Regions from separate parts of the Homo sapiens genome. Here region 2 is linked to region 1. The links are chromatin loops, found by intact Hi-C in ENCODE. Cell type or tissue: HCT116. All regions are shown on one strand. Links, peaks and the distances in the headings refer to the core of each region. The heading gives the core; the rest is flanking DNA. Region 1 overlaps CD109 (CD109 molecule). Region 2 overlaps LOC101928516 (a long non-coding RNA gene).

Region 1 (10,814 bases), core at 1-8,000:
CGTACATGTTGTAGTGTTTCATGTAGAAGGAAATAGGGTGCCAGGAATTAAAAGGTGGAGCAGAATCAAGATGAACTTGGGAGAAATATGAGAAAAGAATAAACTTTGATTTGTCTTCTTTAGAAATATAGAGCCTACGTTTTCCAAAATGTTCATGCAGCATTCATCCAAGCCATTCCAGCAGTCATCCTAGATTCCTCTCTCACATTTCCAGACCTTTTAACTTTGTTAGGTTAATATATCTCTAATGTGTCTCCTTCTTTCCATCCTCACATCCTGCCATCCAGCCATATTTGTGCCGTATTTTGGAGTAAAGTTCTGGACCTGGGTGGGAATGCTGCAAGGCATTATTCCTAACCTGATAGGATACACATGCACATGGGCAGCCTCTACATACTTACATGTCTGGTTTTCATTTTAGGACCCCAAATCAAATTTGATCCAACAGTGGTTGTCACAACAAAGTGATCTTGGAGTCATTTCCAAAACTTTTCAGCTATCTTCCCATCCAATACTTGGTGACTGGTCTATTCAAGTTCAAGTGAATGTGAGTATAAATATATTTTTTGGGGGGAATGTTAAAGTGATTTAATTAGGTCAGGTGGGGGAAAATCTCCAAAGTCATTTATACAATGAAGAGAAAAAAATTAATGTGAACATTTAGACAATTTAAACGGTTTATTTTTAATTTATGATGTTTATCAAGGGTTTATTTAGCTTTCATTCTAACATATTAGAATTTTCATAACTGTTGTCTTTTTCTATGATATGATGTTTAAAGGTTAAAACATTTTGACATTTTAGTACACAATGTTTACTTATTTGTTTCATGCATTATTTTAAAACTAAGTAATGAACACATAGCTATTATTTGGCAAATTTTATGCCTTAGAATAATGACTCCTAATGAGTGATTAGATTAACCTACTTTTATCTTTGTTTTAAGAAACAGTGACTTAAATAGCTACACCGACTGCTATTCCCCAATCCTTTTTCCCTAGCTTCTACACCTATTGCCTTTACTTGCTGCCAACTTGTATAGCTCTGAAATCTAAATGGAGGGCATTAAATGGCATATAAATCTAAATGGGGGGCATTCATTGGAATGAATGAGACATAAACACAATGGGATGGAAACAATTTTAAAAAGCAATGAGACTTAACTGTTTTATGTGATATAAATTGGTCATTTAGTATATAACATGTAAACCTTTATATTTTTCTATATTTATGTGACATATAAACATATAAGATATAATCAACTTTTTCTGTATCTAAAGGGGAAGATATGTAATATGAAATGCATGAAATTGTAGCTTATTCTAAGCATTGTTGCTGAGCCTTGAGTAGGTGGGACTCGTGTGTGAATTGACCTGTATGAATGAGAACAGTGCTGGAGGCACAATGGACTCTCAATATTTGCTTCATGGCCACCCTGCATCTTTATGGGTGTTTGTATGATGTGTTTACCAATATTATTCTTTTTAAGGTAGCAGAAGCTCTACCGAATGAATGTATGATGTGGTTTTAAAGAACATTTGAGGCAATATTATGAAAGGGGCTCATACTGTTAGAGAACAATGTAATGCATAACCATTAAAGTCATGGACAATTTTCAGTGAGGTCTTTGCTTATTTCCTTACTTATAACAGTGTAATAATAACCACTGTTATAAATGGCAGCCTAGAGCAGGATGTGATGAGTTCTAGGGGAAGTGGAATTCTTTATATCTGAGCTTGTAGAGAAAGTGGAAAGAGTAGGCATTTGTGAAACTTAGAAAATAGGGAAAAATTTGTGTGGGAGTAGGGAAAATGGAAGAGAACGTTATGTGTCTGGGGATTTGGGAGAAGTTGATGTTACTGGAGCATGTGGAGAATGATGGCGGTGTAGATTAGGAAGCACGTTGTGAGTTTAAAGTAGTTTGAATATTATTTTCAGTTCCCACTTAAATTCTTAAGAATCACTTTTTTTGGTCCATCCATCCATCGATCCTTCTATCCACCCACCCACCCACCAACCCAGTATGTGTTAAGGACTTTATGGCTGTGATGAATACAAAGAAGGTAAACATATGACCTCCATTTTCAAAGGTCATTGTCATGGTGACATGAACAATATGATAAAAATTAAATGACATAAGGGGGACAGACAAACACAGGGCAGTGCAATAGCAGAGGAATTGTAAGGTGTTCAGTCCAGCTTGGTGATAAAGAGGGTTTATTGTTAGCACAAGCACTGATGTTTTGGGGCCAGCTGCTCCTTCTGTCTCCCATGGTCTGCTCTGTTCTCCTTTCACTCTTCTGCCAACCTTTGAGGTGTTCTTCAGTTCTTCTGATTCCATTAGCTTAGCTAAATAACCATCATGCCCAGAATCTTTAAAGCAAGCCTCTGCACAGGTGGCTGGCAGCCTGTGGGTGGGCCGCCCTGGGTCAAGGTGTCCATTTTTGGTCCATTCAGATGCCACCTATGCACAATGACCAGCAAGAGCAGTTTTAGCTGGATAACAGGCGCTGAGGGATTAATTTGTTCATTGAATGGTGGACAGAATAAGTACCAGAAGAGAGGGGGATAGAATAGCAGAGGGAGACTTTGCAGAAGATGTGAGATTATACTTTGAAAGATTTATAGGATTTATCATGTTGTGGTTTGTGGACTTGGCTTGTCATATTGCTTTTATAGAAAACAAATGCTCTTAAGGAAATTTAGGTGCTTAAAAAATGAAAAGCATTTGCAGGATCTGGCCCTTGCCCAACTTTTCAGTCTTGTAAAGTGCCGCCCTTCCTCTTGAACTCTATGCTTTAGACATCTTATGTCCCTTAAGTTTCTTAAACTCACCGATCTGTCTCATTCTAGAGCCTTTCATCATGCTGTTCCCTCTGCTGAGAATGTTTTTTCTTCCTTATTCTCGCTACTTGCTTTTAACCTGCAGCCATTCTCTAAAGTGGCCTGGCTGTTCCAGACATTCCCATAGTACTGTGTGCTTCCCTTAATTCATTCATCTCACTTTTAATTAGTGGTCCATGATAGACAGTAGCCTTTGTAAAGCTGGTGACCTTCTGGTCTTGCTCACCTCTCTATTCCTGGGACCAAGTTCAGTGCTTTTGCATGTAAGTAGAAAGCAGTATTTTCTTAAAACGAATGTGTGAAAACTATATAGCAATAATTTGTCTTGAACCAAATGCAATTTTCCCTTTTGTATATTCTATAAAGCATCTTTATCTTTTTGAAGACAAGTATACTGATCAGGTACTTGTCATTTGAGGTATGTTAATTTGAGGCATTCAGCTAAGAAAAAATAAGCCCCTTAAAAAAAAGAGCCCTTTTAGAACCACCAGGGGTCAGTATAACCAAGGAAATGTTATGAGAAGCAACTGTGGCCTTGGTCTCTGGCTTTTGTTTTTCTTTGACTACTGCGCAGCATTAAAGGACTGTATATTTCTTGTTATTAAACCCCTTTTCTTTTAGTAGTGAATAATAACATAGAGGAAATGTATTTATTATTTAAATAGCCCACCATTAGAGACTATATTTTTACTTTTCGGTGGCAGTCACCATTCTCAATATAAAACTCAGGGAAGGAAAATATTTATTTTCAAGAAAGTATTGGCTGGGCGTGGTGGCTCACACCTGTAATCCCAGCACTTTGGGAAGCCGAGGCGGGCGGATCACGAGGTCAGGAGACCGAGACCATCTTGGCTAATACAGTGAAACCCCGTCTCTACTAAAAATACGAAAAATTAGCTGGGTGTGGTGGCGGGCGCCTGTAGTCCCAGCTACTCGGGAGGCTGAGGCAGGAGAATGGCGTGAACCTGGGAGGCGGAGCTTGCAGTGAGCCAAGATCATGCCACCGCTCTCCAGCCTGGGCGACAGAGTGATACTCTGGCTAAAAAAAAAGGAAGTATTTTTTAAATTTTTTAATTTGTAAGAGACAGGGTTGTCGTCTGTCACTCAGGCTAGAGTGAAGTGGCACAATCATAGTTCACTGCAGCCTCGAACTCCTGGGCTCAAGTGATCCTCCTGCCTCAGCCTCCTGAGTAGCAGGGACTACAGGTATGTGCCACTACGCCTGCCTAGTTAAAAAATTTTTTTTTCCTTTTCATAGAGACAGGGTCTTGTTATGTTGCCCAGGCTGATCTTGAGCTCCTGGACTCAAGCAATCCTTCTGCCTTGGCCTCACAAAGTGCTGGGATTACATGTGTGAGCCATCATACACAGCCTTTGGGAGAGTTTTGAAATTCCATTTTGTCTGTAGAAAAAATATGGAATGATATGAGTATTCCCACTGATGGACAATCTCTTTAAGAATTACCGGAGTTATCAGAGCTTTGATTTGTAATGACTATACAGGTAATCAGAAAGTGGTATTCTTCAGTTACCCTTTGTCCTAGGTCAGGAAAAGGATCCTTTAAGTAAAACATACTTGACGGCTCCTTGGCATTTCTCCACTTGTATTAATAACATGTTTGTTTGTAGAGTAAGAGTGAATAAGTCCTTTATGATACCGTGTTAACCTTTCTGGATTAATCTAAATTGTTTGCCCTTCAAGTATTGTATTGCTTTTCACCTTCAAGGTTTTTTATGATAGTAATGGTGAGTAATTATTTTGGTCTAGTATGATTTCTAGTTTTCTTTTCTTTCTTTCTTTTTTTTTTTTTTCGAGACAGAGTCTCGCTCTTTTGCCCAGGCCGTGGTGTGATCTCGGCTCACTGAAACCTCCACATCCCAGGTTCAAGCGATTCTCCTGCCTCAGCCTCCTGAGTAGCTGGGATTACAGGCATGCACCACCATGCCCAGCTAATTTTTGTATTTTTAGTAGAGACGGTTTCATCATGTTGGCCAGGGTGGTCTTGAACTCCAGACCTCAAGTGATGCACCCTACTCGGCCTCCCAAAGTGCTGGGATTACAGGCATGAGCCACTGTGCCTGGCCAAGAAAGGAAACAAATGTTTTGGGGGATTAGTTAAGTGATTTGCCCAATGTCCCACAACTTACCAAACTAGGATTAGAACTCAGGCCTTTTGACACCAAATCCAAGGTTCTCTCTACCCTGCCACCTTGGTTTTCCATCTTATGTTTTATCTCTGTCATTGTTCAGCATATGATGGTGGGACATCATAAGTTCTCAATATATACATAGACTTTTTTTTTTTTTACAATGCTAGTTTAATCAAATTGCAAAGAAACTCTTGATGATTATAATGTTTAAGACCTCTTAAAATCAGTAAAGTTTAGTAAGAGCCCTGGCTCTTTTTGTGCTACTTATACGTGTGCTTAATTGACACACATATTCTAGTGTGAATAGTTCTTTGCTACTTTGGGGATTGTACTTCTTCTCTTGAGAATGTGACCAAGTCTTCTACTTCTGCCATACTTTGATTGCCCTGCTCTTTTTCATCATTTCTTTGTCTAGAGCACCAAGCCCTCCTCTCAGAGGGCAGAGGTATATTTTAGCTGTAACATCTTTTCATAGAAGTGTGTTTTATAGGGCCGTTATACTTTAGGTACATTATAAGTTGAGTGTGGGAATATGTTCTGATTTAATAATTGACTTGAAAATACACCTTAGGAAGATAATGTGTTTTAAAAGTTAGACATTCCTTTATTTTCATTTCTTTGCAATATAGTTCTCTAGGTACCTTATCTCTAGGTATGTTATCTCTTGATTGGTGTTGACAGTTTTCTCAAATAATTGCACATGGTTTTTTTGTTTTGTTTTGTTTTGTTTTTTGAGAAAGAGTCTCACTCTGTTGACCAGTCTGGAGTGCAGTGTGCAATCTCAGCTCATTGCAACCTCCACCTCCCAGGTTGAAGTGATTTTCCTGCCTCAGCCTCCTGAGTAGCTGGGATTACAGGTGTGCACCATCATGTTCAGCTAATTTTTGTATTTTTAGTAGAGATGGGGTTTCACCATGTTGGTCAGGCTGGGCTCGAACTCCTGACCTCAGGTGATTCACTTGCCTTGGGTTTCCAAAGTGCTAGGATTACAGGCATGAGCCACTGTGCCTGGCCTGCAAATGGTTTTTCCCTCCATTTTTTATTTTCTGTAGTAAAATACACATAACGTAAAATTTGCCATTGTAACCATTTTTAAGTGTACAGTTCAGTGGTATTAAGTACATTAATATTGTTGTGCATTCATCACCACCATCCATCTCTGTAACTCTTTTCATCTTGCAAAACTGAAAATCTACACCTATTAAACAATAACTCTCCATTCCCTCCCACCCCCCAGCCCCTGGCAGCCACTGTACATTCTATCTCTGTGGTGTTGATTAGTCTTATATCAGCAGAATCATACAGGATCTCTTTTTGAGACTGGCTTTTTTCTCTTAGCATAATGTTATTATGGCTCACCCATGTTGTAGCATATATCAGAATTTTCTCTCTTTTAAAGGCTGAATAATATTCCATTGTGTGAATATACCACATTTGGTTGCGAATGTTTTTGCATCTATGATTTAAAAATTATATTCGAGGTTATTAGAAGGTGATTTTAGGGGTTCTTTAAAAGAAAGGCTAATGTTGGTGTCTGAGAACCAGGCTTCTGGGAGCCAGGAGGCATCTGGCCAGAGCAGTGCAGCCTGCAGCCCAGAGCTCCAGGTCTTTGCGTGACCCACGCACTGGTGCTCATGTTCCTCCAAGAGCCCGAAAGAAGAGCCTGAGTCACTGAGAGATTCCTGGTCATTTGATGACGGCAGCCCTGTGCTGTCTTTCCTCATTGTCAGATGGAAGTCTCTTCTTCTTTCTAGAGTGGCTTAGGCATTTGAGTTTACCATAATGGCCACCTGAGGCTGCAGCTGGTTCTGAAACATCAGTGTGCCACAGAATCAATGGACTGGGAGCTTGTTTAAAGATGCATAGTCCAGGTCCCACCCCCAGATCACAATTTACTAATTTTGGCATGGGAGCTAGGAGTTTGAATTTTAAATAAGCACTCAAGGAAATTCTACTAGTTTTTTGAACCACATTTTGAGAAGTGCTCATAAATGCCCGCAGCTAGGCATCTTTAGAATCCATCTTTTCCATTGAGAGGCAGTGTTGGGCAGTGTTGGGCAGTCAACAAGGTATGGAACTGGGGACAGGCCATCTGATTTATTCTTTGAATTCCTCAGCAGTGCTACTTTCTGCTATTTACTTTACCTTTTTAGGTAATCAGCTCAGTAGAGCTCCCCAGCACCTTAGACATACTAAGTCAGAATTTCTGGGACAATGTATATCCTTTACAACAGCTTCTCTGATGCTTCAGATGCACAGCCAGCTTGGGAACCACTGAACTTGATAATCATCTTTTCTATCTGTCACTAACTACAATTTCGTAACCGTTGTCTCAATCTTAAGCCATTGTTAGAGGTGGGGAACAAGAAATAGCAAGCAGAAAACTCAACAGGGTTAAGGCTTGAAGTCACTCTTCTGGAGCCCTGTATAATGAAACGGGTTATCAAATTATTATGTAACTCAGAAGCAATCTGCATTGAGTTATTTCTTTGCATCTAACAGTTATATCTAGTTTCTCTTGAGTTACTTGTTTTTTCTAGATTAGGTGAGGGTTGCCAACACCTTACTGCTTTTTATAACCTTTCAGGATATTCCTTATTTTTTCTGGACTTGTTGTCCAGCCTCTGCCTGGGTCAGCTTGCTGCTTCTGTTAAGTATCTCTGGAGCCGTTTTTCTTTTGCAAAAGAGCACATCTTTGTTTGGACAGTTCTTGTCCCTAAAGCACTCTACCAGGAGCATCTGCTTAACCCGCCTGGCTTGTGACGACAACTTAACAGAAAGCATGGAGCAAAACTTTGACAGGTCAGAAAACAGTGGCATTCTCTCTGAAATGTGGTTGTGGCTTCCAAAATACTTTCACTAGTCTTTGCTTATAAGAAGAATGCTTTGTTTGGGAAGGATCTCAAACTCTTACTTCCTTGTTCAGTGAGAAAGGGAGGGAGGAGATGGTTTTAGAATATTGATTTCTTAGAGCATTATCTGGCAGAGCTCAGCACTTTCTCCTCCATTCTTCCAAAGGCCCCGATAAACACCTCTAGAATAGCATTTATTAATCAGTGTAGCGTTATTTTCGTTTTTTAAAAACTGTGGTAAGATATATATGTAAAATTTACCATTTTAACAATTTAAAAGTTAAGTAGCATCAGGTGCATTCACATTGTGGTGCAACCATCTGCCACCATCCATCTCCAGAACCTATTATTATCTTCAGATATTTAAAAAAATGTCTGCCTCATTTCTTAAACTGTGAACTCCTTGAAGACAGGAATTCTATTTTATTAATTTTCATATTTGTTCTGTCTAATATAATATCTGACCTGTTATGGGAACTCATTCATGCTTGTGGGATGAAAGAATGAGTGAATAGAGCTTCTTCTAGATGATTGCTGTTATTATCCTTTGTGATGTTCTTTGACTTCTAGTCTCACTCTGCTATATCATCTTGCAACTTAGTAGAAATATCTTTGTATATTTTCATTTTGAGAATATATATGGTTGCTGTATTTGATGAACCTGTGAGCTAATGGAAAACAGGACTTTTGGATTAATGCCCTGGACTTTCTCATTTTGAAAATTAAAAAAAATCTCAGGCAAGAGCTGAATATTCTAGTTTGTTATAAAGTCTAAAATAGACTTATAATTTTGGTGCCATATTATTCTTGTGTCTTTATTCAGCCATTTGATCTGCTAGTGCCAGTCCTTTGGCAGTGTGCATTTTAATTTCTAGGCCCCATATGCAAATTTTCATGAGGAGTTCTTTGTTTTGTTCTTTCTCTACAGAAGCCACCCTAGGAGGACCCCTCCTTTCAAATGTGTCTTCTGTACCCCTCTCTGAAGAGACATGTTTTTGGCATCAGTTAGAAAACTTTGGGGCCAGACTTTAGGATGTTGTGTTCATCAATGAAATGGAGGGTCTGAGTATGTAGCATCATCAGTACATAGGATAGGGACTCAGTGCTATAGATGATCTTAGAGGTCGCCTAGATCCATCTCCCCACTTTATGGAGGAAGAATCTGAGATAAGTGACGTGACCTGGTTAGGCTCACACAGTGTGTTGTGGGAGGGTCAGGACTAGCAACTAGTTTACTCATACTTTCAGTTCTGTAAAATTAAATTATTTAATATGTGCAGCAATTGCTGTTTTATTTATTTATTTATTTTTGAGACAGAGTCTTGCTCTGTCACCCAGGCTGGAGTGCAGTGGTGCTGTCTCAGCTTACTGCAACTTCTGCCTCCCAGGTTCAAGTGATTCTCCTGCCTTAGCCTCCTGAGTAGCTGGGATTTACAGGCATGTGCCACCATGGGCCTGGCTAATTTTTGTATTTTTAGTAGAGACAGGGTTTCACCATGTTGGCCAGGCTGGTCTTGAACTCTTGACCTCAGGTGATCCGCCCGCCCTGGCCTCCCAAAGTGCTGGGATTACAGGCATGAGTCATCATGCCTGGCCAGCAATTGCTGTTTTAATATGGCCTCCTTTTAAGGTTGAATTTAGATGTCAACAGGGCTTGCTGTATGCATTGGTGGAGAAGATACCTACTTCTTTTATATGACTTGTGGATGCCACGGGATCACCTTGTTTGCACGTTGGATTGTTCCCAACGTGTCCCAGATTCTGACCACAGCAGCCATGTGTTTAGATTGAAGATTTGAGTCCAGCATGTAGGTTACTTGGTTCATCTATTTAATATCCATTAATATACTATTAAGGATTAGGCTGCTGTCACCTCACAGCCTCTATAACCTTGGTCATATGAGGCTTACAAAGATTAATTTTTTGTTGTTTGTTTTTGAGACAGAGTCTCGCTGTGTCACCCAGGCTGGAGTGCAGTGGCACAATCTTGGCTTACTGTAACCTCCGCCTCCCAGGTTCAAGCGATTCACCTGCCTCAGCCTCCCGAGTAACTGGGATTACAGGCATCCACCACCACGCCTGGCTAAATTTTTGTATTTTTAGTAGAGACAAGGTTTCGCCACATTGGCCAGGCTGGTCTTGAACTTCTGACCTCAAGTGATCCGCCTGCCTCTGCCTTCCAAAGGGCTGGGATTATAGGCATAAGCCACTGTGCTCAGCCAAGAAGATTAATTTTAAAAATAACTGTTTACCTTTAGGTAGATTCACAGAAAGTTGCGAAGATAGCACAAAGCGGCCCTATATTATCTTAACGCAGTGCACCCAGTGGTTATATCTTATGTTATTATAGTACAATATAAAAAGCAAGAATTTGACGTTTGTGTGGTATGTGTGTATGGTTCTGTATGATGCTTTATTTTCAGTGGCATAGAGGGAGTTTTGGAAAATGATAACTCACTGGGCTCTGACCAGTGGTGGCAGCCCTGGGTGAGGGGGAAGGGGGCACTGAAATGAGTACCAAGTCCCTGGGTGGAGTGAGGAAAGGGAGAAAGAGCAAGAAATGGAGTTATTTTCCCTCAAGGGTAACTTTCCTATTCAGTACAAACCTGTAGCTATGCTGCTGCTTTTGCTCCCTTGCTTGAGATAGGTGCCCAAGAAAGGTGGTCATGTTACATGTCTTTAAAAACCATAGTTCCTTCTACTTTGAGTAGGAACAGAGAGGGTTAAATGGGTGATTTTTGTTTATTGTTTGTTTTTAAAGAGAATATGTTTCTAGTTAGTACTTTTTTTTTTTCAACACCAAGGAAACAAGTTTGTCCCTTGTACTGCATAATGTATTTGTACTGCAGATGGTAACACTGTTTTAGGAGTATGAATGTGCTTGTGATCCCTGGATACCTGGCCACTATTCTGCTAACTGGAGGCTTGTATGGTCTATGTCTTGGTCATTGGTTAGATCCATTATTC
Region 2 (17,012 bases), core at 4,109-12,108, 670 kb after region 1:
GAAATAATACCACACATGTACAACCATCTGATCTTTGACAAACCTGAGAAAAACAAGCAATGGGGAAAGGATTCCCTATTTAATAAATGGTGCTGGGAAAACTGGCTAGCCATATGTAGAAAGCTGAAACTGGATCCCTTCCTTACACCTTATACAAAAATTAATTCAAGATGGATTAAAGACTTACATATTAGACTGAAAACCATAAAAACCCTAGAAGAAAACCTAGGCAATATAATTCAGGACATAGGCATGGGCAAGGGGTTCATGTCTAAAAGCAATGGCAACAAAAGCCAAAATAGACAAATGGGATCTAATTAAACTAAAGAGCTTCTGCACAGCAAAGGAAACTACCATCAGAGTGAACAGGCAACCTACAGAATGGGAGAAAATTTTTGCATTCTATCCATCTGACAAAGGGTTAATATCCAGAGTCTATAGCAAAGACTTGGAACCAACTCAAATGTCCAACAATGATAGACTGGATTAAGAAAATGTGGCACATATACACCATGGAATACTATGCAGCCATAAAAAATGATGAGTTCATGTCATTTTTAGGGACATGGATGAAGCTGGAAACCATCATTCTCAGCAAACTATCTCAAGGACAAAAAACCAAACACTGCATGTTCTCACTCACAGGTGGGAATTGAACAATGAAAACACATGGACACAAGAAGGGGAGCATCATACACTGGGGCCTGTTTTGGGGTGGGGGGAGGGGGGAGGGATAGCATTAGGAGATATATGTAATGTTAAATGACGAGTTAATCGGTGCAGCACACCAACATGGCACATGTATACATATGTAACTAACCTGCAGGTTGTGCACATGTACATTAAAACTTAAAGTATAATAAAAAAAGAAAAAAAGAAAAAAAAGAAAAAATTAACAATAGATTGCATCAAAAGCATTGAATATTCCCTCAAATTTGCAACTGAGTAGCATCTGCCCTTTTCTCCTGGCTTGCCCAGTCACACTAACCCCACCCAGATGACATCACTCATGTTTTATCTATATTCATTACCCATCTAGTCTCTGGAAACATCTGAGATTTTGTCTCCTGCTTAATGTAAGCCTCAAAGGATCATGTAAACCTGTCTCCTAAACAATCAGGACTACTTGACCTTAATTTATCTTTCTAAAGAATCTGATTTTAATTATTTTAAATTTTTGACCCTTTAAGGAAGGATATCTGCAAAGAGTCATATCAGGAACACAAGCATAGTTTCAATATTAGAAACTATTAGAAAATACATGTTATGTAATATAATTCAGTATATTGCTGGATGAAAAAGAAAAATATATGACAGTCTCCATATATGTGGAAAAATTTGATAAACTTCAACATTAATTTCTACTACAAATAAAACCTTTAATAAAGTAGGAATAAATTAATACTTTATTAACACAATAGCCACCACAAAACCTAATGGGAAAGTCTAGAAGCATTCTCATTAAAGTGAGGAAGAAGGCATTGGTGTTCTTTATGCTAACTATATTGTATCTGTTGACTTCTTCTCCCATTTAGTAATAAGTGGTTGCTGAGCTAGTCTGTATTTTCTAGCTTCACTGCTAAGTGTGGCTGTGGCCATGTGACTTAAGTTTTGTACAATGAGTTGTATTTGGAGTCATGTGTGCAATCTCCAGAAAATCTCCTTGAAGAAGATAAAGGTCCTTGTTCTGGGCATTCTTTTTTCCTCTTGCTGTTAGTTGGGAAATGTTGACAAAGGCAGGAGCCCCTTTGGGAAAAGAGATAGAAGCCTTACATTGAGAATCACGCAGTCCTAGGTCACTCACTTTGGACTTCTACATGATGAGAAATAATTTCTTTCTTACTTAAATCACTGTATTTTTGTAACTGTCTTTTACAGAGCTTAGCCTGTAACTTCATTAATACAGCATCTATTATTTAATAATGTTAGGGGGTTATTATCCAATATAATCTGACAAGGAAAAAAGTTTAAGAGTTACAAAGGAGGTAAAACTAGCTTATTTGCAAATTTTGTGATTATATCCATAGAAAACCCAGGATAATCCATTGAAAGATTGGACAAATAAGACAATTTACTAAATTGCTCGGGCAAAAAATAATATATGAAAAATTAACAGATTTTCTCTTTACAAGCATCAATCAGTTACAAAATATAACAAAAGCTTCTATTTACAATAATAATATAAATACTTCTGGAACAAACTTAACAAAAATATACAAAACATATTTGAAAAGTTTTCTCAGGGATATAAAATTGGAGCTGAATAAATAGAAGTCATATCTGGTAGTTGGACATAAATATCTCAATGTCATATATATGTTACTTCTCTTTAAAAACTTACACATTAAATAAGATTATATTTTGCACACTGAAATGGACATTGGTTATCAACACAACTCCATTCTCAAATGCCTTCTGTTTCATTATAGAGGCTGGGAAAGCTAAATATCTCTTTTCTACCCTTTCTGAAAGTTGGATATGGCCATCTGACACTTCTCTGCTAATGATATTTAAGTGGAAGTTGGATAAGATGCCTGTGAGGTGGCGTCATTTTGTATGCGTGAGGAACAAGCCAAAAGACTAACAGCAACCTTGGCCTAACATCTCAGAACTGTTGAACCAAAGCCAGCTGCTAGGTACTTCCAGACATAGAGAAAAGTAGGCAACTTTTTATTTAAGCACCCCAAATGCTTTCTTGACTTTAAGTCCAAAGTTTTCCTAACTGAATTAAACACCAATGGAATCTTTTTTAAACCATGAGGGAAACTATGAAATTAATATATGAAAATAACATGCACATTGATTTTGTATCCTGAGACTTTGCTGAAGTTGCTTATCAGCTTAAGGAGATTTCGGGCTGAGATGATGGGGTTTTCTAAATATACAGTCATGTCATCTGCAAACAGGGACAATTTGACTTCCTTTTTTCCTAATTGAATACCCTTTATTTCCTTCTCCTGACTGATTGCCCTGGCCAGAACTTCCAACACTATGTTGAATAGGAGTGGTGAGAGAGGGCATCCCTGTCTTGTGCCAGTTTTCAAAGGGAATGCTTCCAGTTTTTGCCCATTCAGTATGATATGGGCTGTGGGTTTGTCATAAATGGCTCTTATTATTTTGAGATACATTCCATCAATACCTAATTTATTGAGAGTTTTTAGCATGAAGGGCTGCTGAATTTTGTCGAAGGCCTTTTCTGCATCTATTGAGATAATCATGTGGTTTTTGTCTTTGGTTCTTTTTATATGCTGGATTACATTTATTGATTTGCGTATGTTTAACCAGCCTTGCGTCCCAGGGATGAAGCCCACTTGATCATGGTGGATAAGCTTTTTGATGTACTGCTGGATTTGGTTTGCCAGTATTTTACTGAGAATTTTTGCATCAATGTTCATCAGGGATATTGGTCTAAAATTCTCTTTTTTTATTGTGTCTCTGCCAGGCTTTGTTATCAGGATGATGCTGGCCTCATAAAATGAGTTAGGGAGGTATTGATTGGAATAGTTTCAGAAAGAATGGTACCAGCTCCTCCTTGTACCTCTGGTAGAATTTGGCTGTGAATAAAGAGAATAAAATACCTAGGAATCCAACTTACAAGGGAGGTGAAGGACCTCTTCAAGGAGAACTACAAACCACTGCTCAATGAAATAAAAGAGGACATAAACAAATGGAAGAACATTCCATGCTCATGGAGAGGAAGAATCAATATCATGAAAATGGCCATACTGCCCAAGGTAATTTATAGATTCAATGCCATCCCCATCAAGCTACCAATGACTTTCTTCACAGAATAGGAAAAAACTAAAGTTCATATGGAACCAAAAAAGGGCCCACATTGCCAAGACAATCCTAAGCCAAAAGAACAAAGCTGGAGACATCATGCTACCTGACTTCAAACTATACTACAAGGCTACAGTAACCAAAACAGCATGGTACTGGTACCAAAACAGAGACATAGACCAACGGAACAGAACAGAGCCCTCAGAAATAATACCACACATGTACAACCAACTGATCTTTGACAAACCTGACAAAAACAAGCAATGGGGAAAGGATTCCCTATTTAATAAATGGTGCTGGAAAAACAGGCTAGCCATATGTAGAAAGCTGAAACTGGATCACTTCTTTACACCTTATACGAAAATTAATTCAAGATGGATTAAAGGCTTAAATGTTAGACCTGAAACCATAAAAACCCTAGAAGAAAACCTAGGCAATACCATTCAGGACATCGGTGTGGGCAAGGACTTCATGTCTAAAACACCAAAAGCAATGGCAACAAAAGCCAAAATAGACAAATCAGATCTAATTAAACTAAAGAGCTTCTGCACAGCAAAAGAAACTACCATCAGAATGAACAGGCAACCTACAGAATGGGAGAAAATTTTTGCAATGTACTCATCTGACTAAGGGCTAATATCCAGAATCTACAATGAACTCAAACAAATTTACAAGAAAAAAAAAAACCCATCACAAAGTGGGTGAAGGACATGAACAGACACTTCTCAAAAGAAGACATTTATGTAGCCAACAGACAAATAAAAAAATGCTCATCATCACTGGCCATCAGAGATATGCAAATCAAAACCACAATGAGATACCATCTCACACCAGTTAGAATGGTGATCACTAAAAAGTCAGGAAACAACAGGTGCTGGAGAGGATGTGGAGAAATAGGAACACTTTTACACTGTTGGTGGGACTGTAAACTACTTCAACCATTGTGGAAGACAGTGTGGCAATTCCTCAAGGATCTAGAACTAGAAATACCATTTGACCCAGCCATCCCATTACTAGGTATATACCCAAAGGATTATAAATCATGCTGCTACAAAGACACATGCACATGCATGTTTATTGCAGCACTATTCACAATAGTAAAGACTTGGAACCAACCCAAATATGCATCGTTGATAGACTGGATTAAGAAAATGAGGCACATATACACCATAGAATGCTATGCAGCCATAAAAAAGGATGAGTTCATGTCCTTTGTAGGGACGTGGATGAAGCTGGAAACCATCATTCTGAGCCAACAATTGCAAGGACAGAAAACCAAACACCGCATGTTCTCACTCATGGGTGGGAATTGAACAATGAGAACACTTGGACACAGGGTGGGAAACCTCACACACTGGGGCCTGTCATGGGGTGGGGGGAGGAGGGAGGGATAGCATTAGGAGATATACCTAATGTAAAAGAAGAGTTCATGGGTGCAGCATACCAACATGCCTCATGTATACCTATGCAAAACACCTGCACGTTGTGTACATGTACCCTAGAACTTAAAGTATAATAATAAAAAATAAATAAAATAACATGCAAAAATATTGAAGGAAATTCTGAAAAAGAAGAGAGACTAGCCCTACAGGGAAATAAAATAAAAAATAAATAAAATTAAAAATAAAATAAAAAAGCTATACAAATTGACACAGCATATGAGGAGACAGACAGATTTTTGGAATAACATAGAACTTAGTAGAAAAAAATAAGAAAAATAATGTAAAAATTCGTGAAAGAATTGGCTCTCTTTAATAGATTTTTAAATTTTATTTATTTATTTATTTAGAGAGAGGGTTTTCTCTGTTGCCCAGGCTGGAATACAGTGGCAGAATCTTAGCCTTGGGCTCCTGGCTTAAGTAATGCTCTCCAGCAGCCTAAGTAGCTGGAACTACAGGCATGCACCACCATGCCTGGCTAATTTTTTTTGTATTTTTTTGTAGAGACAGAGTTTTGCCATGTTGCCCAGGCTGGTCTTGAACTGGACTCAAGCAATCCTCCTGCCTTGGCCTCCCAAAGTGCTGGGATTATAGGCACGAGCCACCACACCTGGTCTGGCTCCTAAATGCATGAAAAGATGCTTCATTTTATAATTTGAAGAAATGAAAATTAATGATAGGATTGCATTTTTCACCTAATGGTTTATAAAAAAGATGTTTCTTCCACCTTCAATAACAAGGTGGGAGAAACATCTTCCACATATTTCTTTGGTTTTGTTGAGAATATAAAGTGGTACAGCATCTACAAAAGGCAAATTTGACAATATCTACTAAAAGTAAAATTAAACACTCTATTTCAAATTATTTATTCTAAATATATACTTTCAATACATGTACACACACATATGTGTCTGTGTATACTTGTATATATGTGTGTATATGCACATATGGTATCTCACACATATTCCATTTGCTAGAAGTGACTTGGTAATAAATTTGGGAGAAAGTACTTTTTAAAATAAAGCTAAGTATATATATATATATATATATATATATACATATATATATATATATATATATATACACACACACACACACACACAAAACACCGCTGGTTCTCCACAGTGTTGTTCAGGGGTAGGTGTGAGGCAGGAGGGTGTATCCTGAGTTCTCAGCTTGAGTTGGTACCAACTGGAGCCCTTTACAGCAGTTTTTTTGAGGAAAGGCAATGTTCAGCAACACCGTATGTCAGCATTTATTATCATGCTAATTCCCAACTATCAGGGCCAAAACCTTTGTATTGTCGCCACGTGAATTATGAGGTTTTTCCAATCTGGTTGTTGAAAACAATAGGCGAAAAGTCCATTATAAAAGGAGGCTCCCAGAGTCTCAGACAGATAAATATGTAGGAAAAATGAATTTACAAAGGTTGAGGTACCAGAAATAAACTTCCTTAATATCATCCTTTCATGGGAATTCCTTAGAAAGCCTCAGGTACCCCAGAAATACATATATCTCAGTTTGAAGACTCTTCTTTTAATTCAGATAATATTTTACAGATTTTTTTAATCCTGAATATTAGAAGGAGTTAGAAAGTATATCTTGGAAATGTCTGGAAAAGGCTTATTTTAGGTGTTATTTTCAGAAAAGCTCTAAGTATTAATTTTCATTTTGCATTATGTTTTCATTATGTTTTTTACATAACCAAATTTCTTTCTATCAGAGTTGCCTTTACTTTTTATTCATATAATAGCACAGAGAACACTGATGAAGGAATAAAACTGTTTCCTACTCAGTATCTCCCTACAGGAGTGCAGCTATGACATCAGTGCTTGGAATGAACAGTTGCCTCCATCAGGAAGGCAACGTGACCTTTCCTCTTCTTATTATGGCAGTGTCCCATAGGCCTCATATTTCATTTATGAAACTCTAATCTCTAGCTTTTTAGTATCAAAAATAAATTGTGATTGTTTTGTTAGTTTTAAAACCAAAAATGATCATCAAAGCATTGTTAGTATCTCATGAATGTGTGTGTGTGTGTGTGTCTGTGTGTGTGATGGAGGGCTTCTTTTCAATAATAACAACATAGGAGCATTGTTGGTTGAACACTGATTGCTATATATGTTGAAAGAAATTATAATATAAATGTCATTTGCTGGAAGTGACTTGGGAATAAATTTGGGAGAAAGCACATTTAAAAGTAAAGCTATGATAAATATATCATTGTATATGTATCATCTTAAAATATTCAGAAATTTGGAATGTGGAAAATAACATAATAATACAGTTAGCTTACATATAAAGAAGTACAGCAAGGAAATGGAATCTTTACCTACCTTAATATGAGAAGAGAAAGAAGATAAAAACAATCTCTTCAGAAATGCTTATCCATTTGAGAAGACCTCATATATTTTCTATCCAGTAGAGAGCAGTCAAAGTCCATGATGCTGTCATGAAATTCAGGCCTTAGTATTACAGGCATGACTGTTAACACTGAATCATCTCATCCAGGTCCTTTCTGAGTAAGGATCTTTTAGAATACTGGACTAGTAGTCTTTCTTTGCGTACAATATTCTTTCTCATACCTGTCCTTGATATTAAATGCAGTATTTATATGCATATTTACACAGAAGTTTATTTGGACACAAACAAAAAACATGTAGCCAGCTTGTGGTTATTGGTCATGCTTTTAAAAATCTATAGTAAGTCTACAAACTATGGTATTTTAAAAAGTTTATGTAATAGAGACAAGCAGAAAGCATGAAGTGGGGTAAGCTTAATATTCCAGGAAAGAATATCCTAAGTGCCACCAGATAGGCAAGACTCATAATTACCAGAAGCTAACATATGACATCCTCGTGGCAATAGTAGTGATTGAAATACAGGGATTTTTCAGAGGTAGATAAATTAAAGAATAATTAAATTAAAAATCACCAAGAGATGATTAGATGATATATTCCATCTTTGTTACCTTGCTACCTTTCTCTTTCCAATTCCATCCTTGTTACCTTTCTCTTTTTCTTTTAGTGTGCCAGAGGAGATTAAAATATGGAGGGATGTTATCTAGTTATATAGATAGAAAGTATATCTTGCCATTGTTTCTGCATTATCTAAGGTTTTGATAGTTATTATATAAAATCTTTGAGTGCAGATCACTTCTGCTTTGCTGATACAACATATTCTCAAAAATGATCCTGAGGGACTACTCTCAAGAGACAGCATCTTGCAAATGCACAGGACCGTTCTATTTCTCTGTTTAGTCTCATAGACAGAAATCAATCTGAAATCGTCACTGGAAATAAGAAGGAGATGTATTAGGAAAGCAGTAAAATTAAATTTTAGTATGTATATTTTCATGCATTCTCAAAAATGTGTTCATCTCTTTTCTTTATAAAATTAACATCAAACAATTGGAGACTCCTTTAGTATAATGCATTAAAATGCTGTCTTTATTTATGTATCAATGGCACTATTGATTCATCATCAACAAGGCAGAGAGTTTGAGGTGGTTTTTCCCAGTAGAGATGTTGTCACAAGACAGCCACATTCTTTTATTTGGCCATTCTCACAACCAAAGTCATACACTTTAATTGGTAGACAAGAGTTAGGTATGTAATTTGTGGTCATGAAGCAAACTGGAACTAACTATCCCACATGTGGTGAGCTTAAATGTCAGGCTGGTCGGCTCTACTCTTGCCAGCTGAGCTAGTGTATCAGAGGGACCACTGTTAAGAATGGTTTGATCACAACTGTTAACAACCTCTTGTACTTTCCTTTAAAATGAATGCTTTTATTGAGGTTCAAATTTTTGTCATTGAGATTAATAATAAGTTTGAATTTGGTTGTGATGTTTCCTTAAAATATCAAGATTCCTCAACCAATAAAATAACTATTTTATTGAGGACATTTGAAAATATTGTTTCTATTACAAAATTTTATTGGGCAATAGCTTATTAATTAAAACAATTTTTAAATTATAATTTAGTCATACTCTAGGTTATTTGGTAGCCACATTAGTTTTATTTTGGGAAAAATAAGGAGATACATGCCATCATGGGTCCTTGTGTTTAAATTTGAATAAGAAAATGTATTGTAGTAACAAATGTTTGGAATTTAGTTAGGAGCTGTGGTTTTTATCTTAATCTTGTAATCTAAAGCCCCTCATGCTCTACACACACTATGCTATACATTGCACAAATAAGAAACTACGACCAGTATGTATAGAAACAAAGCAAAATGGGCCCTAAGTATCAGTGACAGCAAGGAGTGAGTTGGGTGAGCTTTAGCCCTCATCTCCCCAATAATGTTCATCAGCCCTTCATCTTACTCTTTAATTTGGATAATGGATTTCCACACTCCCCTTAATTTTAATTAAAATGTTATGCACGTGCAGCACCAAAACAAGTCCCCTAGACCATTCTTTCTTTTGGCTTGCTTCTCTAAGTTGTTTATACAGATAAACAATTCTGAGAATAAAGGTGATGGTACAGTTCAGTAGGTAAGGCCACTTTCCAAATCTCAGTCAGGGTTTAGAGTCAGGCTTTGGGGAGATCAGCTCATCTCAGGAGAGGATGAGATCATGGTCTTGATGTGAGATGATGTGGATCTAAGCCAGCTGGTGGCTCCAAGAATCTAGTCTCAGATAAGGCCTAGAGCCAAAAGACATTTCAAGGAGGCAGGGTGGGTGAAATTTGGTATATGAGAGCATGTGGCACGAAGAGAAGAAAATATGAAAGATGATTTTACATTTTCTGGTCTCTGAGGGCGTGGATCATTTTGTGGAGAGGGGTAAATCTGAGTGTAGACATGCCAAAACCTAAATGACCTTATGTTATCTTAGACAGGATGTTTCTTAGATATCTTCAAACATAGGATGGACTTCAGGTCAGAGATTACAACATGGGACGCATATTTAAGAAGAGATAAAATATGACACTGCTTGTCCTTATGTAATCTCTTACTACCGTACTTCCAATTCTCTTTGATCCTTTGACCATGGGAGTTGGGAATTTTGCCATTATTTTTAGTTTAACCTGTTTTAGTAGTTCAATAGTTAACAGTGTATTCCATAACTTAGGCCTTCTATACCTGCACAAGCCTATGCCTACAGATGATGCAAGGAGGCATGTTTCTATTCTTTTGAGGAAAGCTTTGCTGCCTTTTCAGGCCTGGGAAGTTCTTGCAAAGCTTTGTGGAAGTTTGACTTGTACTGGCAATTTAATGGAAATAAAACCCCAAAAACAAAAACAAAAAATAAATCTCTTTTGTACATTTTATGGACAAAGCATCCGTATAAAGGAAATAATTTTGAAGATTTTCAACAGCAATTTATCCCACCATCTAGATGTGATTATATTTCATCTCCTCTGAGAGTCTATGCTTTGCATATAAATGCTATGAATTACTGTTTTTTTTTCCAGCAAATATAATGAGCTCTGCTGTGTTCCAGGCAGTTTTATAGAGAAATAGTGTTTGGGAAATAGTGGAGAATAAATAAATAAGACTTCAATTCATATTCCGGGGTGATAAACAGGCAAAATGTAACATGAACCAATACATGGTGGGTGATTTTTAGATAGAGTTAAGGCTATGAAGAACATAAAATGAAGTGTTGTAATAGAGGATTTCAGGATGCTGGATTTAATTTGGAAGGAATAGTCAATAAGGAATTGAATTTTGAATTGAGAGCTGAAAGACAAGAGTGTATAAGCAATGTGAGGCCATGGAACTAACATTACAAGGAGAGTGAAGAGAAAGTGCAAAGAGTAAGGCAGAGACAAAGTTGGCTATTCAAGGAACATAAACGACAACATGGCTAAAGTATAGTGGTAGGAGGAGAGAGGCAGGAGATGTGGCTGGAGAGGTAATTGGAGACAGGTTAGATAGAGCCCGGGGGGCATGAAACATTCTGTGGACTTCATTCCCAGTATAGTGGGAATTCATGCAGAAGAGTAGGATATTGTGGTAATTCTAATTAATTATCCTTTTTGTAGCAAACTGTTACTTGTCAGCTTGCATGCATTTACATTTGTATTTTTTAAAAAGTTAAACAGCTTCTATGTTCTAGAATTTTTATGTTAGAATATACCAACATCAGGATAGAAATATACATACTATAGTGCATTAAAGATATGCAGGAAATGTAACAGTCAACATGAGCTTGTGCTTCAACAATTGTTTTGTTGACCCAGTGAGACTGTATTGTAGATGGTTCACCTTTGCCAGGCAGAGTGGTACCATAAAGACAGACAGGTCAAGACAGACAAGTTTTCATTGAATAGTGTGTCGGTGACCAGCCTCTGTCACACATCCAGAGCCATAACATGGGTGTTTTAAAAACACCCGGGACCTGAATGTGAAATAAAACATGTTTTTTTCAAACCTGTTGCTCAAAATGTGTAGGATTATTTTAACTGTTTGGAAAATATAAATTTAGTATTTTCATTTGATTTTACTTTAGCCAGATGGACTCTGATATAATATCTATAAATGATTTGGCAATTTCTTTCCCTTAACAATTAAGAAAACACTCTGCCCTTAGCAAAACTTTTTTTTCCTTTGGCATGGAGTTGGAGCTGCCATCTTCTAATTTGAAGTTTGGGAATAATACTTTTCTATTCAAAAGCAAACTGTGCCAAGGCTATATTCTCTTTCTGGAAACATAAAGAGGATTTTGCATGTTCATGTCTATGATGAGGCTGTACGAGGCTCTTGGTTTTTGGAGGATCTGTCCTGTAGCCTGATAAGTGGGAAGGGTGTCCATGTGGGCCAACCTCTGACCTCTTTCAGCTTTAACAGGGAAATCAGATGGGGCTCAGATCTTGGGAACTGTATTTCTGGAGAGTTCTTTGCTAGGATTCTCAAGAAACTAGAGGTGAAAGGATGAAAGGAAGAAAATGACTATTTCAATTTCTCACCCTATTTCTAGCTATGAGTTCTAAATGGAACACTAAAGTTTGAGAATATAGTGAGACAAGAAATACATCATAAATAATGTTTTCTAAATCTCATCTTCCAAATTGTAGGTTTTGTTTTATACATGTGTTCATATATATATATATATATATATATATATATATATATATATATACATGTATGTATACAGTCAATTCTTGTTACTTTTGATAGTTATGCTTTACAAAATTGCCACATACACTAAATTAATAAACACTGAACTATTGCTCCTAGGGGAAATACAGGGTTAAGTTCCCATAAGCCTCTTGTGATATTTTTATCAACCAATCCATAATATGAAACTTTGTTTTATGAGTTTTTCTGTTTAGTCACTTTATTTAATATATATGTATGTGTGTGTGTGTGTGTGTGCGTATACATATGTGTGGGAAAATATCACATTTGTGGGAACGTGCATGTTTCAGAGACATACTTTTTTTTTTTTGCCACTCTATGCATATCTGTGAATGACTGCAAAAGTGCCCGTAGTATTGATTTTGTAGTTAAAATACATTTTAGTGAGTGAATTAGCAAATATAGAATCTGGGAATAATGCGGATTGACTGTATATACATATACACATATTTGCATATATAATTTTTTGCTATTGTATCCAATTTTTTTATTTGTAGAGGTGGGAAAATCTCTTTGTTTTGACACCTTCTTTGCATAATTTTCCAAGAGTAATACTGATTGTTGTAAACACATATTCTGAAGGAAAGCTTTCATCTTTTCTTGGAAACTGATATTTTACTCTTTTTAATCAAAGTAAAAAGTTTCAAATGATCAGTGAAAGGATAGCCAGAAAGTATCAGTTCCCATCAACAAATGCACAAAGGATTCTAGAGTTTAGATTTTTTTCTCCTCATAACTTGGGAGAGAAATTCAAAAATATCTCAAGTAGATTTTCCAGCAGAAAATAGGAGCTTATTTTTGAATCCCTACCCAGACTCATTGGAAGATAATACAACTGAAGATAATTTGCTTTTTAAATTAGTGGTTATTTTTCCTCTTGAAATACAAGCATGAGTTCATCCTCTATAAATCAATAAAAGCTTGAGGTTTTTATTTTTTGTAAAAAGGAAATTGCATCATAATAGTAGTCTTGAGATAAATAAGAACTGTTCATTCCCTAATGTCAGCATTTAAACCACAAATTGAATACTAAGACCTCAAATTGTTATTTTCATAGAATTTTAAAGTTAGAAAAAAAATTCATAGTGATCTAAACCAAAATAAATAGAAATAAACCCTGAAAATTATATTTGATTGTTTTTTATCAGGACAACACATGGAAAAATTCTGAGGAAGAAACAAGTTGGTAGAAACATATAATTTTGACTTGTAAATTTGCAAATTAAAACCATCAAATAGCCTAATAGCGAAATGTAATCCACATTAGTTGGACCATAACTTTGTAGGACTACCTTAGTAGAAGGCTTGTACCTGAAGCACTGTGTGCTAGAAAGAATGTTGGAGTGATTGTTAGGAGGTTGGGATTCCAGGTCCACACCTGCTACATCTAGCTCTCTAGTTTTGCGCACTTGGGTTGAACATCCTCAACCACAAAATATGAAGTTTGAATTACATAATCTTTAATATTTCTCTCATTTCTAAAATTTGCTGAGGCTCCAGCACAAAACATCTATGTTAGGCATTCATTTAGTTGAATTTCAGAACATTGTTCAAGAGTTTATTGTGAACAAAAAGGACTCATAGAGTAATCCGTAAAGAAACAACTGTGAATCTGACAGTCCCATAATTTATCATAAAACCTGTGTATCTTTGACAGTGAAATGTGATGCTATAACACTTAAAAATATATAAGCTTTTGAGATCTATGTTACTTTACTAACAAATTAGTTTTATTATACTTGTGAACATATAAAATAGTTCTCATCAAAAACTATATTCAAAAACAAAATATTTGAAAATAATTTTTATGAAGGCAATATAAGCATTATTTGTATTGCTTAACTTTAGAGATAACATAAAATACTTATTATTGGTCCATATTCAGAATTTTAATCAGTGTTTCACTTGATGATTTTTTGATTTCTCTTTTTAAAAGTTTTTTTATTTTTAGATTGACATACGATAATTGCACATATATATGGAGTACATAGTAATGTTTTGATACATATATACTATATAGTGATCGGATCAGTATAATTAGCATATCCATCACCTCCAACACTTTTCTTTAACAATAATACATAGTTTCAAACAGCTAGAAGGAAGATAGTGAATGTTAGTTATTGTTAACTGTAGTCATCCTACAGTGGTATAAAACAGTAGAACTTATTCCTCTTACCTAGCTGTAATTTTGTAGCCTTTAAAAAATCTTTCCCTATCCCCCTTCCCTCTACCCTTCCCAGCCTCTAGTATCCTCTGTTTCACTTTTTACTTCTGCAAGAGAAAACTTTTTCAGCTTCCACATCTGAGTGAGAACATGTGGTGTTTAACTTTCTGTTCTTAGCCTATTTCACTTAACATAATGTCCTCCAGTTCCACCTACGTTGCTGCAAATGACAGAATTTCATTCCTTTTTATGGCTGAATAGTATTCCATTGTGTACATATACCACATTTTCCTTTTCCATTCATCTGTTGTTGGACAACTAGGTTGATTCTATATCTTGGCTATTGTGAATAGTGCTGCCATAAACTTGTGGGTACAGATGTCTTTGATTTACTGGTCCTCTTTCCTTTGGAAAAAAGCCTAGTAGTGGAATTGCCGGATCATATGTTAGTTCTATGTGTAGTTTGCTGAGAAACCATGATAGTGTTCTCTATAATGATTATACTATTTTACGTTCCAACCGACAGCATATAAGACCTCTGTTTTCTCCACATCCTCATCATCATGTGTTATATTTTATCTTTCTGATAATCTTTATCCTAACTGAAAAGAAACGATAGCTCACTATAGTTTTAATTTGCATTTCCTTGATGATTCGTGATGTTGAGCATTTTTTAAAATGTATTTTTGACTATTTTAATGTCTTATTTTGATAAACATCTGTTTATATTATTTGTCCATTTTATAATTGAATTTTTTTTTTGCTGTTGAAAAGTTTCAATTCCTTGTATAGTACGAATATTAATCCTCCGTCAGATGAAGTTTGCAAATATTTTCTCCAATTCTGTTGGTATAAGAAACTGTCCTAATTTCCTGCATATACAATTTCTACATTAGCCTTATAAGGATATAATTCTGTAATGTGTTTAATTTGTTCTGCCTATGATTATCCTCAAGAATCACACACAATTTCAGGTTTTATATTTACGTTTTAATCGATTTTGATTTGATCTTCATGTTTGGTATAAAATAAGAGTCCAGGCCGGGTGTGGTGATTTACACCTGTAATCCCAGCACTGTGGGAGGCCGAGGCAGGCAGATCACCTGAGGTCGGGAGTTCGAGACCAGCCTGACCAACATGGAGAAACATTGTCTCTACTAAAAATACAAAATTAGCTGGGCGTGGTGGCGCATGCCTGTAATCCCAGCTATTCAGGATGAGGCAGGAGAATCGCTTGAGACCAGGAGGCGGAGGTTGCAGTGAGACGAGATCATGCCATTGCACTCCAACCTGGGCAACAAGAGCAAAACTCTGTCTCAAAGAAAAACAAAAGTGTCCAATTTTGTTCTTTTACATGTAAATATCAAATTTTCGCAGCACTATTTGTTGAAAAGATTATCCTTGCCCTTTATCCATTCTTGGCATCCTTATTGAATATCAATTGATTGTATATGTGTGAATTTATTTCTGGGCTCCCTATTCTGTCCCATTGGTCAATATGTCTGTCTTTATGCCAGCACCACAAGTGTTTTGATAGCTAAGATTTGTAATATATTTTAAAATCCGAAAGTGTGATGCCTGAAACTTTGTTCTCCTTTTTCATGATTTGGCTATTTGTGGTCCTTTGTATTTCCATAAGAATTGTAGGATTGTTTTCTCTATTTATTTAAAAATGTCTTTAACAACTATAAAATTGCAAAAAAAAAAAGTTTTTACAGTTCCATTAAAATAAGCTCAAATAAGTTTGATTGTCCTCCACTTGATAGTTCTAATTTGTGCTGAGGTCTCTCTTGTCTAATTGTGTGTGAGAAACCCATGAAATATGCAGAGTTCTTAAAGACTACCTGTGTCTACCATCTTTCACTTCTCAGCATTTTCTGATGTGAGTAACTAACACCTCACTTTCCAGGACAGTTTGCAAGGTACTGACTGATAAAATGCTAGTGCACTGGGCAGAAGTGGCTGAGAACTGCTCATACCTTTGCATCTCAGGTAATGTTGGAAAAAGAATTCAACTTGGTATGCCAGTCGGGTGTGCCAAGATTTGTACTATAGCCTTCCAGATGCATAAATTTCTAAGGTCACCAGTTTTTGGGGTCAGTGGGAATCTATAGGGTAATTTTAGGGTGAATATTTATAAAACATATGCAAATAATAGAGACTAAGCTCTCCCATGGGACATAGAATAATATAAATGCTTTGGTTGCTTCATCACGTATTATATGATATCATCACTTATTATATGATATAATCTAAAACAATTTACTTTATTGTTTAGTAAAAGTTTTTTTAAAAAATAAACTTTTTAACAACAAGCTCAATAAAAGTACTGTAGGTTTTCTTTTCATTCTGTTGATGGTTTCCTTTGCTGTACATAAGTTTTAGTTTCATATAATCCCAGGTGTTTACTTTTGTTTTTGCTGCCTGTGCTTTTGAAGTCTTATTCATAAAATATTTTATTAAATCAATGTTCTGAAGATTTTCATCTATGTTTTCTTCTAGTAGTTTTATAGTTTGGGGTCTTACATTTAGATCTT

The links. A loop is a pair of places that touch in the nucleus more often than their neighbours do. Peaks named below come from ENCODE experiments on the same cell type or tissue, not always from the same donor. Only the 100,000 strongest peaks of a DNase experiment are listed, where the experiment ranks them.
Region 2: a loop joins it to region 1, with 10 times the contacts of the local background. A loop is called at or near these places in 8 of 110 quality-filtered maps.

What each region holds. Positions count from the first base shown.
Region 1 is chr6:73,735,962-73,746,775 of GRCh38, forward strand. It overlaps CD109 (CD109 molecule), which reads left to right. Exons shown (of 33, transcript NM_133493.5): 5 at 422-547. Among named protein-coding and RNA genes, the nearest start is that of CD109, 45 kb to the left of the region's middle. In HCT116, for the core only: a CTCF peak has its summit at 3,327 (motif pointing right); a DNase peak (open chromatin) is centred at 3,320.
Region 2 is chr6:74,401,994-74,419,005 of GRCh38, forward strand. The region is part of intron 2 of LOC101928516 (a long non-coding RNA gene); the gene reads left to right. Among named protein-coding and RNA genes, the nearest start is that of CD109, 710 kb to the left of the region's middle. In HCT116, for the core only: a CTCF peak has its summit at 7,636 (motif pointing right); a DNase peak (open chromatin) is centred at 7,658.